Linked DNA regions of Homo sapiens: region 1 is linked to region 2. Evidence: chromatin loops called from intact Hi-C (ENCODE). Cell type or tissue: Caco-2. All regions are shown on one strand. Links, peaks and the distances in the headings refer to the core of each region. The heading gives the core; the rest is flanking DNA.

Region 1 (5,372 bases), core at 129-5,128, 150 kb before region 2:
CTCCTTCCTTCTTTCCCCTCTGCACAGGAACAGTCCCAGAAATTTCCAAGGTGTGTAAGATAGTGCACTGTGCAGGGTTCTGCTCACCATGGCAAAGTGGAGGAGGAGATGGGGGCAAGCCTTTGGGAGGGAGGGAACTGAGAGGGTGGAAGGACTGGACAGGGTGTGGTTTTTCAGTTTCTTATTGAGAGTTTCTTTGAAAATCTTCAGTCTCCATCTTTTCTGGATTCATAGCATCTTTTCTGGATTCATAGCAGAGGGACCCCTCTGGTCCATGGGCAGGCGGGGTGGGGGTGGGGGGCACTTCAGAGAGCAGGAGGTCCCAGCAATGGGTCATAGTGGTGGCTGTGCTGTGCTGAGCCAGGAGGGCTTGATGAGGTGGCAGATTGAGCAGGTCCCTGGCTTGGGTCCCTGGCTGGCCCATCGCACTGGCTGGTAGCCCCCTCCAGGCTGTTGGCAGATGGGGAAGGTAGAGGGTCCTCAGGAAGCTGGCCTCCAGCTGCTCTTCTGTCTGGACTGCAGCTCCAAGGGGAGGGGGCTCCCTGCCTGCACCAGGGATGGGCACTGCCGAGGAATCCCATAGGCCAGGTAGTCAAAAAGGCTGCCCAGCCATGGGTCCAAATGGCTAGAGTAGAGGACAGGTATGTGCACTCTGCAACTGCCCTCTCTGGCACCATAGCAGGCACTGCTGATCAGTCACAGATTCCGGCCCTGATGCCTCATTTGCAATGACACATATCCCAGATGGTTTATGAGGAGTATATGGGGACTAATGGATCCCCGGTGGCTACTTCCTGAGAGGATTTCACAAGCATCCACACAAAAGAGGAAGCAAAGTGGCCTCACCCATCACCCTGGGCACCCCTAGCCTGTCAATTAGAGATAGCACCTCGGAGTCCCCCTTCCTGAGTGGAGGAAGAAAGTGTTCTGTGCAGGGGAACTTCCTGGGGGTTTCCCTGGGGAGGTGGAGCCTTTGCATGGCCTCAGCCCAGCCTTTGGGGCAGAGAATCCTGTGGCTGAGGCAGGCAGGAGCCACTCATTTGGGCCTCCTGGGACTACCCTGTCTTCTCCCACCACGGCTGGGCCTGGCTGGGGGCCTGGACACACATCGAGAGCCCAGAGGATGGGACCCTGGTCAGCAGTGGTGCTGAGGGGCATGGTGAAGGCAGCTGGGATGGGGCCTCCAGCTAGGAGGAGGAAGCTGGCCTCTCCTATGGGGCCCTGGGCAAGTCACTCTCCTCTTTGGCCTCTGTTTTCTCATCTGAAAAGTGGAGGGATGATGGCCCTGTGGTGCAGGACTCACATGGTGACAATGGAGAGGAATGTGGAGGGCTTTGTGCCTGGCTCTGCCCTGGGGGAGGGGTGTGATGGCAGGAACAATGCTGTGAGTGCTAGGAACCAGGTGCTCAGGAGAGCCTGTGAGGCAGGTGGAGTTCCTGCCGCACTTTCCCAGAGGAGGAAACACACAGGTTCAGGGAGGCCAAGGGAGTGAAGCTGGAATCAAAGCGCCCCAGAAGTGGTGGCAGTAGTACTAGTACCAGCTGATCTGGCCAGGTGTCCAGGGCCCCAGGGTCAGGGGGCTGGGAGAATAAAGGGGTGAAGAGGATATCCTCACTGACCTTGCCCTCGACCCTGGCAGGAGGGGACCTTCAGGGTGGCCACCCTGGAGATGGAGCCCCAGAGAGCCCAGAAGAGGCAGCAGCTGCAGGTGGGGTGGGAGAAACTCCTGGGAGTCAGAGGGCAGGACTCCTCCCTCCCAGCGTAGGCCTCACATCAAGAGAGGAGGGGGCCTTGCTTCTCCAGCAGTGCCTGAAATGCCTCCAACAGAAGTGGCCAGAGCAAGGGTCAGGGAGAGCTGGGCTGGCGCAGAGGGTGGAGATGGTGGGTTGGAGAGGAGCAGGGAGAACCAGGGCTGGCCCCTCACAACCTTTGTGATTGCCAAAGCCGGCTGTAGGAGTGGCTACAGCGAGTTTGCTAGACGCAGAGAGGTGTGGGGACGGGTTTTGGGTGGGGGCAAATCTTGGCTGCTCCACGTGGGAGGCCTGGGTGGGTCCGGGAGGCTGAGTGTGAGGGATTTGATTAGGTAATTAGGGAGCTGCAGCTGCCCCAGGTGGCTGCAGATTGTTTGATCTGATCAACCCGAGGGCGGTACCGGAGAGCCAGTGCTCATCAACACCCCACCCCATGGGCACAGGGTCCGACCCCTCCTTGGCCCATTCCATCTGACCTGGTGATGCTGGGCACTGCGATGAAGGATTATCCAGATGCGATTGAGGCTGGGGAGGGGCAGGGCGGGGCCAGGGTCCTGAGCTTGGGAGGAGAGAGCCCCTCACCGAGTCTTGAGCTCTCGGCAAACCTCCTCTTAGGCGGTCCTCACACTTCCCCTGTGAGCCGGGCGTCGCGCCCACCGTATTGATGAGGGGAACGGAGGCTCCACGGAGCCGCCAGACCCCGTTCCCCGTGTAGTGAAGCGGCCCAGCTGCCTCGCTGCCCAGCTGCAGGAGATTGTAGCTGCGCTGGAGTCAGACGCTCCCTCGGGCGCTGTCCATGGTGGCAGGAGAGTGAAGTTAGAGAGCACGGGAGTAGGTGAACAATCCCTTCCAGCTCGATGCCTCGGTTTCCCTGTCTGTCATCAGAGAGGGCTGGGCTCTAAAGTCCCTGAGCCTCCGCTGCCGTGACCGCCTCCTCTGGAGCCTAGTCTGACCCAGGTTCAAGTCCCATTTTGTATGCACGCCCTGCCCCCTGGTGGACCCTGTTGGTACTGCAACGTGAGAGGAATGTGGTCGGGAGGTGGTCAGGGGCCAGGGACTTTTTGATGGGCTTTGGCTGTGTGACTTCCAGGCAAATCTGATCAACTTCCAGGAAAGGAGTTAGGTAAGCAGCTGTGGCATTCACTGCGGGAGGCTGGGGGCGTGGAAGTCGGAGACTCCCCGCCTGCCAGACACTCCCTGGACCCATCCCCTACATCTTAGACTCATTGGGAGGGCTTGATACAGAGCAGAGGAGGAACCATCCCACTGGAGGGTGGGGGTAGGCGCTGGAATCAAGGACAACTTCCTGGAGGAGGGACTGTTTGAACCCAACTCTGAGAACAAGTAGGGACTGGATGGGATTGGAGTGGAGGTGGGAGCCTCTTAAAAGCAAAGACCTAGAGAGGCCAAGACCCTTAGCCCCACTCCACACCCCCACCAGGGCTCCTCCAGCACCCCCCACCGGGCCCTGTCACCCTGCTGTTCTTCCCTCTGGCACCAGGAATGCACAGTAATTAGGGAGCTGCAGCTGCCTCAGGTGGCTGCAGATAATTTCCACCTGAGGACTTTGGAACCTGGTTCCAGACCATGGAGCAGCTCAGTGAGGATGAGAGATCAGGCTGGGGAAGGACTTGGGTGAGGGCAGGGGTCGACTCTCTCTGGTGGCCAGTAGCAGGAAGCCTGAAGCTATGGCTCCTGGTCAGAGTCATCCTCTAGTATGTGGTGACAGCTGGGCCATCCAGACTGCAGGTGCTGGGCAGGCATTGGGAGGGAGAGCTGAGGTGTGGCTCCAGGTAGTCTCAGGGCTGCCACCCTGTCCTGTAGCTATAAGCAGTCCTGCCAGTCAGAACCACCACCTGAGTCAGCCAGCAACGGCCTCAATGCCAAGGAGAAAAGGCCACAGTCAAGCTCAGGTGCCTGTGAGTGACCTGGTGTACTGGGCGGACTGTCCCAGGGCTCAGTGCAGCTTTGGGCTAAGTGTGGGTTTGGAGTGTCGGACAGCTGGCACTGGGCTCCCGGCTCCATCACTGAACAGCCCTGTGGCTGGGGCAGGGCACCTCACCTCTCAGGGCCTCGCTTTCCTCCTCTATGAAATGGGCTGATGCTAAATGATCACTCTCGGGACCGGGACACCAAGCACGCAGCACAGTGCCCGGAGCACAGAGTGAGAGTGGGTGGCAGGGTAGTCTGAGACCCTGGGGTAGTCCCCTCCAGGTCATCCTGCCCTCCCATCCAGCCACCAGGCCCCCAGAGCAGAGCCCTGGACCAGTGGCTGGACAGACACGAGGCACGCTCAACTGTGACCCCTACGTACGCAGCAGGGCACAGCTGGGCCCCCCAGGGACCCTGGGCCGGCTCCTCCAGCCCAGATGAGAAGGACAGCAAGGTGAGTCTTTTTCTGGGATCCCTTGAAGCCCAGGAGAACATGAGACACTCCTGTCCCCGCTCCCTAAGAGCTCTCCCCCAGCCCTGGCTGCTTTGAAGAGGGGCAAAATTTATTTACTATAAAAATGGATACAATAGAGATGAATACTGTATTAAAATCCTGTTTCTGTTACAGCCTAGGAGCTGTGGTTTTGTTCTTTCACTTCCTGTGTTAATTGGAGATACAGGCTCTCATATCCCTCCTAGAGATGAGGCATCTTGCAGGGGTGCCTGTGTGTTGACTGCAGGAGAAGGGAGATGGGAGAAAAGTAGGACTTCCTCAGGGCCCATGTTCACTTCTGTATCGTCAGCTTGGGCAAGAAGCAGAGACAGCCCCTCAGAACTCCCAGGTTAGCAGCTGAAGGGGCTTTCACACGGCATAGCAGCACCCTTGGGAATCTGGGTGTCTTTAAAAATACCCTTCCAGGGACCATTTCCTGACCCAAGACAGTGGCTACCTTTCTACTGCTTTGGAGGAAGAGGGAACATGTTGATTTGCTTACTGAGGTTTCCTTTGATCAACTATTAGGGACTTGTAGTTTTCTTGTTCAAACACTGGAATTGCATCAGTACTAAGTGTGTATGTGTGTATGTGTTGGGGCGGGGGGAGTGTAAAAAGATCCAAATGTGTAATGTGGAAAGGATAAGGCCAAAGGAGGATTATTTGCAAATGGACTTAGGGCAGGCTGGACATTGCATCTTCAGTTCACTTCCAGGAGAGCCGTGAGTGACCCTTGACCTTAGATTTGACTCCTCCTGGGATTCTGTCTTTGACCTTAGCACTTCTTTTCTTGCTGGTTTCTTATCCAGGGGGAAAGATTTTGCAATGCAATTTTTAAGGCTGCAGCTGGGCCTCATTGCATAAACATTGCTACTACCTAAGATCTAGGATTTCCAGCATCCCTGCAATTCCTGGTATAATTCCTTTCAAGGCGGAAATTCCCTAGAAGACTCCCAGCCTCTCTGTCAGGCACATCCTGGCCATTCCTTCCTGGCTGGAGCCTGATGAACCACAGGTGAGCTCTGGTTTGCCAGGATAAGGGTACTTATTCCTTGTCAACGACAGACCCCACACTCCCATACTGGCCAAGGTGAAGTCTGGGGTCCTGTGTTCCTGAGGTCCAAGGTCTTGGGGGTCCCCTGTTTACACACTCAGTTGTGTTGTTACTGACTTGTCCTAAGGGCAAGCTGGCCCGA
Region 2 (5,372 bases), core at 286-5,285:
GGCTACAGTCAGGTGCTGCAGAATCAGATCTGTGGACCTTAATGTGCATCTGGTGAAATAAATAACTATAATGGTGATGAAGAAAGCAATTGCCCAGGAATCCTACTGTGGTCTGAGATAAGAAGATCATATTCCTATTGCCACATCCCTGGAGGCCATTTGTCTTTTTTCAATGACTGATCATCCTATTCAGAGTGAGAGGATCTGGCATGGAAACAAGAGGCCTGTCGTACCATGGCAACTGAAAGCCACTCTTTCCCACTTACCATTGTTTTCAAGCCATTAATTTCCTATTAAACTTCATTTTCCTCTTCCTGAGAGTTTCACTATAAAAATATATGTGTGTATAGATATATATTCCTAGCATAAGAGTACTATAATAGTGTTTTACATAGAACTTTTACAACAATTCTTTGAAGTGCTTTATTGTTCCCATTTGACAGGTGAGGCGATCTCAGGCACAGGAAGGCTGAATGACATTTCCAAAGTCACCTCCTTGTAAGAGGCAGTGTCAGAAGCTGACAATGGACTTGACCACTATGCTGTCGTAGCAACAGAGAGAAATAATTTTTAAGACAATCCATGTATTTAAAAAATATTTTTGTACCTCTTGTGAGTTTTTAAAAGAATCGTTTTGAGTTTTTTCTTTTTGATTGTGATTGAAAACACCAATACTTGTTTTATAGGCAAATATCATCTATAGTGATCAGAGATCCAAGTAAAATATAGATAGTCTGATCTTAGCATAATCTTAGAAGAATAATTATATACAACCAAATGGAATTTCTTAAATGCACAAATGGAATTAAAAGAGGAGGTTCTTTTCCATCTTAACCAAGAAGGAGGGCATAATGGAATGACCGTGTGCTAAGCAAGGGAGAAGGAAAACGAGTAGGAGGGAAAGCATTGCAGAGGAGAAACTAAATTACCATGAGTGTAGAAAAAAAAAAGTGAGGACTGGAGAATGTGAAAATATCAAATATAGTATTTCAATGTCAGAACAGTTCACTATATTAAAACTCAAGTCCATTATGCACAAGAAAAACTGGAGGTAATGATTATACATTGACCCAAAATGAGCACTGAGCCTGGGGATGACATGAAAACATTTTTAAACAAGAGGAAAGATAAAAAATAATGCAATTCTGAAAACTGCTGAGGAGCATAATGTTTTTTTCTAACACAAAAAGCTAAATTCAGTTACTTTTCTTTGCTGATTTAATGAGGGAAAAGAGTCTCACCATAATAAAGAGACAATAGATTTTTTCTGTCATGACACACTTATGGTCTCCATTTGGTATATTCTATGCACAGAGTTGTTGAAAACACTATATTTACTATTTCTGAACAGAATAAGATAATTCAATCAGCTACATCTTATACATGATCACAGGCATGGAGGTGTCATAGAAACACCTCTACAAATCTTGGAAATGTTCATGCAGATAAGACAGGGCAGCGGGCAAATTAATTTCCAAATTATATTAGAGAACTTAAAAATAGGCTGGATGTGATGGCTCACGCCTATAATCCCAACACTTTGGGAGGCTGAAGCAAGAGGATTGCTTGAGGCCAGGAGACCAGCCTGAGCAACATAGGGAGAGCTTGTCTCTACAAAAATTTTTTTTAAGTTTGCTGAGTGTGGTGGCACATGCCTGTGGTCCCAGCTGCTCAGGAGGCTGAGGTGGGAGGATCGTTTGAGCTGAGGTATTCGAGGCTGCAGTGAGCCACAATTGCACCACTTCACTCCAGCCTGAGAAATAGAATGAGACCCTGTCTCAAAAAAAAAAAAAAAAAAAGATTTCATGACTTTATTCAAACCAACAATGATGAACAGTGAGGATTACATTAAATGAGAAGCAGTTAGGGGCTGGTTTATGGTCTTGACCTCCATTCCTTCTCCACGAGTGCAGCCCACGACCCAGTGATGATTTCCCCTTCCCTGCATTGCGTTGGCACCGACTTAGTTTCTAGCCCAGAATTCCGTTTTCCAGACAAAAGACCCTGCTCCATCTCCCAGCACACTTCCTTCCTTTGCAGGCTATGCCTTCTAGACTGAAATAGAAAATACTCACCTGATTTTTCCCTTGTTGCTGTGACAATAGGTGCAGGGTGATGCTCAGGACAGCCAGTGGGTGAGTGCGTGGAGGAAGGCATCCAGGTCTCAGATATGGGTTTGTGTCCTGTGACCTCACCTTTTTGCAGCACTGCAATGAGCATTTCACCTGCGGCAACAATGACAGTGCATATTTGGGGAGCTAAAGATATTTCAAGAAACTTTGTCCCAGTTACCAATTACCAAAAACAAGTACAATTTTCTATGAAGGGGGCCAGCCCCTCCACACCTGTGGGTGTTTCTCATCAGGTGGAATGAGAAACTGAGAAAAGAAAGAGACACAGAGACAAAGTATAGAGAAAGAAAAGTGGGCCCAGGGGACGGGCGCTCAGCATATGGAGGACCCGCCCTGGCACCAGTCTCTGAGTTCCCTCAGTATTTATCGATCATTACCTCTACCATCTTGGAGAGGGGGATGTGGCAGGACAATAGGGTAATAGTGGGGAGAGGGTCAGCAGGAAAACATGAACAAAGGTCTCTGTGTCATAAACAAGGTTAAAAAAAGGTGCTGTGCTTTGATGTGCACATACACAAACATCTCAGTGCATTAAAGAGCAGTATTGCTGCCAGCATGTCTCACCTCCAGCCCTAAGGTGGTTTTCTCCTATCTCAGTAGGTGGAACATACAATCGGGTTTTACACCGAGACATTCCATTGCCCGGGGACAAGCAGGAGACAGATGCTTTCCTCTTATCTCAACTGCAGAGAGGCCTTCCTCTTTCACTAATCCTCCTCAGCACAGACCCTTTACCGGTGTCGGGCTGGGGGATGGTCAGGTCTTTCCCTTCCCATGAGGCCATATCTCAGGCTATCACATGGGGAGAAACCTTGGACAATACCTGGCTTTCCTAGGCAGAGGTCCCTGTGGCCTTCAGCCTTCGCAGTATATTATGTTCCCGGGTACTTGAGATTAGAGAGTGGTGATGACTTTTAACAAGCATACTGCCTTCAAGCACTTGTTTAACAAAGCACATCTTGCATAATCCTAAATCCATTAAACCTTGAGTCAACACAGCACATGTCTCTGCGAGCACAGGGTTGGGGCTAGGGTTACAGATTAACAGCATCTCAAGGCAGAAGAATTTTCCTTAGTACAGAACAAAATGGAGTCTCTTATGTCTACTTCTTTCTACATAGACACAGTAACAGTCTGATCTCGCTTTCTTTTCCCCACATTCTAGTGGGCATCTCTAGCAAGATGAGAGTGTTTGGCAGAGGCTCTTGCTTTCCATAATCCCTGGAGGCAACAGGAAGGGGCTCCTAGGGAGGGAGCAGGAAGGGGTGAGTCTAGACTGAGGGGCTAGCAGCAGAGCACACGCGTCTTACTAGAGTCTGTGCTTTCCTGAGATGGTCCCCTACAGAAAACCCAATTTTCTGTTAATCCTCAGATTCCTGAGCCAAACTATTATTTCACTGTGAACAGAGAAATGGGATCATGCGAGGAACTTGAGAAGGATATGTGAACAGATTACAGTGCAAACAGCAACTTGAAGTCAAATACTGATATGAAAAATAAATGGGAACAATGTTGGGCATTCCAATGTAAATTAACAATCAAATGTAGATGTTATATATTCTATAAATATATATTTTATTAACATTTACCCCTAGAGAAATAGAGATTCTAAATTGTATAATATTTATAAAAGAAACAGAGACATTTATCAGAGTCCCTCATATACACAGAAGCACCAAGTTCATATGATCCAGAGAGAAATTCTACTAGTAAACTAACTGATAACCTGACGCTACCTAAACTATTCAAGTCTTAGTCAATCTTCCCAATAGTTTTCAGGAAGGGTGCATAAAGGTGATATGAGATCTTACCCTGGTTTGAGCCATGTATTACAAAAGTATAGGACGTGTGAATATAAATGTAAACTTTTAAATATTAGAAGCCATTGTGTCAGCACATTGAAACATTACATCATAATCCACTGCCTTTTGTGCCAGAAATGCAAGTGAGAGTCAACACTTGGAAATCCATTAATACAATTAATTATGTTAAGAGAATCAGTGAGAATGTTATGTGTTCATGTCCATAGATTTAAAAAAAGACATTGCCAGGATTCTGCAGAAAATCATATTTTAAAAATTAATAAGGAACTAGTGTAAAATATATACATATTTTTAGACAGGGTCTTGCTCTGTCACCCCAGCAAGAGTGCAGTGGTGCAATCATAGTTCACTGTAGCCTCAGCCTCCTGGGCTCAAGTGATCCTCTTGCCACAGCCTCCCCAGCAGCTGGGACTACAGGCACATGCCAGCACACCCGGCTAATTTTTTGTTTTTTTGTATTTTGTAGAGACAGGGTCTCACTATATAGCCCAGGCCAGTCCTGATCTCCCAGCCTTAGTGGATCCTACTGCCTCAGCCTCCCAAATTACATGCATGAGCCACTGCGCCTGGCCCTAAATGTTTCTTGAGAGCAAAATCTACTTTCTATAAAGGCGGGCATGAGTCAACCCTTTCAAAGCCATTAGGGGCCAGGTGTGGTGGCTCATGCCTGCAATTACAGCACTTTGGAAGGCCGAGGCAGGTGGAACACCTGAGGTCAGGAGTTCCAGACCAGTCTGGCCAACATGGCAAAAAACCCCTTCTCTAGAAAAAATACAAAAATTAGTTGGGCATGGTGGGCACGCCTGTAGTCCCAGCTCCTCAGGAGGCTGAGGCAGGAGAATTGCTTGAATCTGGGAGGCAGAGGTTGCAGTAAGCCGAGATTGTGCCATTGCACTGCAGCCTGAGCAACAGAGCAAGATTCTGTCTAAAAAAAAAAAAAAAAAAAAAAAAAAAAAAAAAAAAAAAAATTAATAAACTATTAGGACAGTCTTGGAGGAAAAAGTCTTGGAAGAAAAAGTCTCTTGGGTAAGGATTAATTAACTGGTACACAGGCTGGCAAGGTGACCCTTAGTGGTCTGCCAGTCTCAGAAAAAAATTTATGCATCTAGGGAAAAATTGGTCACAACTAGGCAATTAGATCACAGCCTGCCCAGCAAGTAAAACAAAATTCTGTGTCAAGCACACCGTAAAAAAAAAAAAACACTGGTACAAACCTTAAACATTCCCTGATAGGCATCGTAGACTTTTTTGGTTTGTACTGCTTTTTGTTTTGTTTTTTGCTGCCTAGACATTAATCAGCAGAATGAGACCCTCAAATTTCAAAGCATGCAATAATGGTCCCCCCATTACTGGGACCCCTGCTAGTTACATGTTTGAAAATTAGTTGATAACTGATTTTGGCCAGGCGCGGTGGCTC

The links. Hi-C counts contacts between places; a loop is a spot of excess contacts. Peaks named below come from ENCODE experiments on the same cell type or tissue, not always from the same donor. Only the 100,000 strongest peaks of a DNase experiment are listed, where the experiment ranks them.
Region 1: a loop joins it to region 2, with 3 times the contacts of the local background. A loop is called at or near these places in 2 of 110 quality-filtered maps.

Annotation. Positions count from the first base shown.
Region 1 is chr9:97,384,510-97,389,881 of GRCh38, reverse strand. No RefSeq gene overlaps it. Among named protein-coding and RNA genes, the nearest start is that of MIR1302-8, 24 kb to the right of the region's middle. RefSeq lists enhancers at 879-1,028, 1,059-1,258, 1,309-1,873, 3,124-3,629, 3,630-4,136. In Caco-2, for the core only: a CTCF peak has its summit at 2,737 (motif pointing left); DNase peaks (open chromatin) are centred at 2,751, 3,331 and 4,868.
Region 2 is chr9:97,230,055-97,235,426 of GRCh38, reverse strand. LOC124902224 (a long non-coding RNA gene) reads right to left here. Exons shown (of 3, transcript XR_007061684.1): 2 at 2,076-2,225; 3 at 410-542. It also overlaps the pseudogene ANKRD18CP and the pseudogene VN1R52P. Among named protein-coding and RNA genes, the nearest start is that of SUGT1P4-STRA6LP-CCDC180, 5.7 kb to the left of the region's middle. RefSeq lists an enhancer at 2,670-3,267. In Caco-2, for the core only: no CTCF peak of the experiment used is centred there; DNase peaks (open chromatin) are centred at 2,176 and 2,876; H3K4me3 peaks cover 934 bases.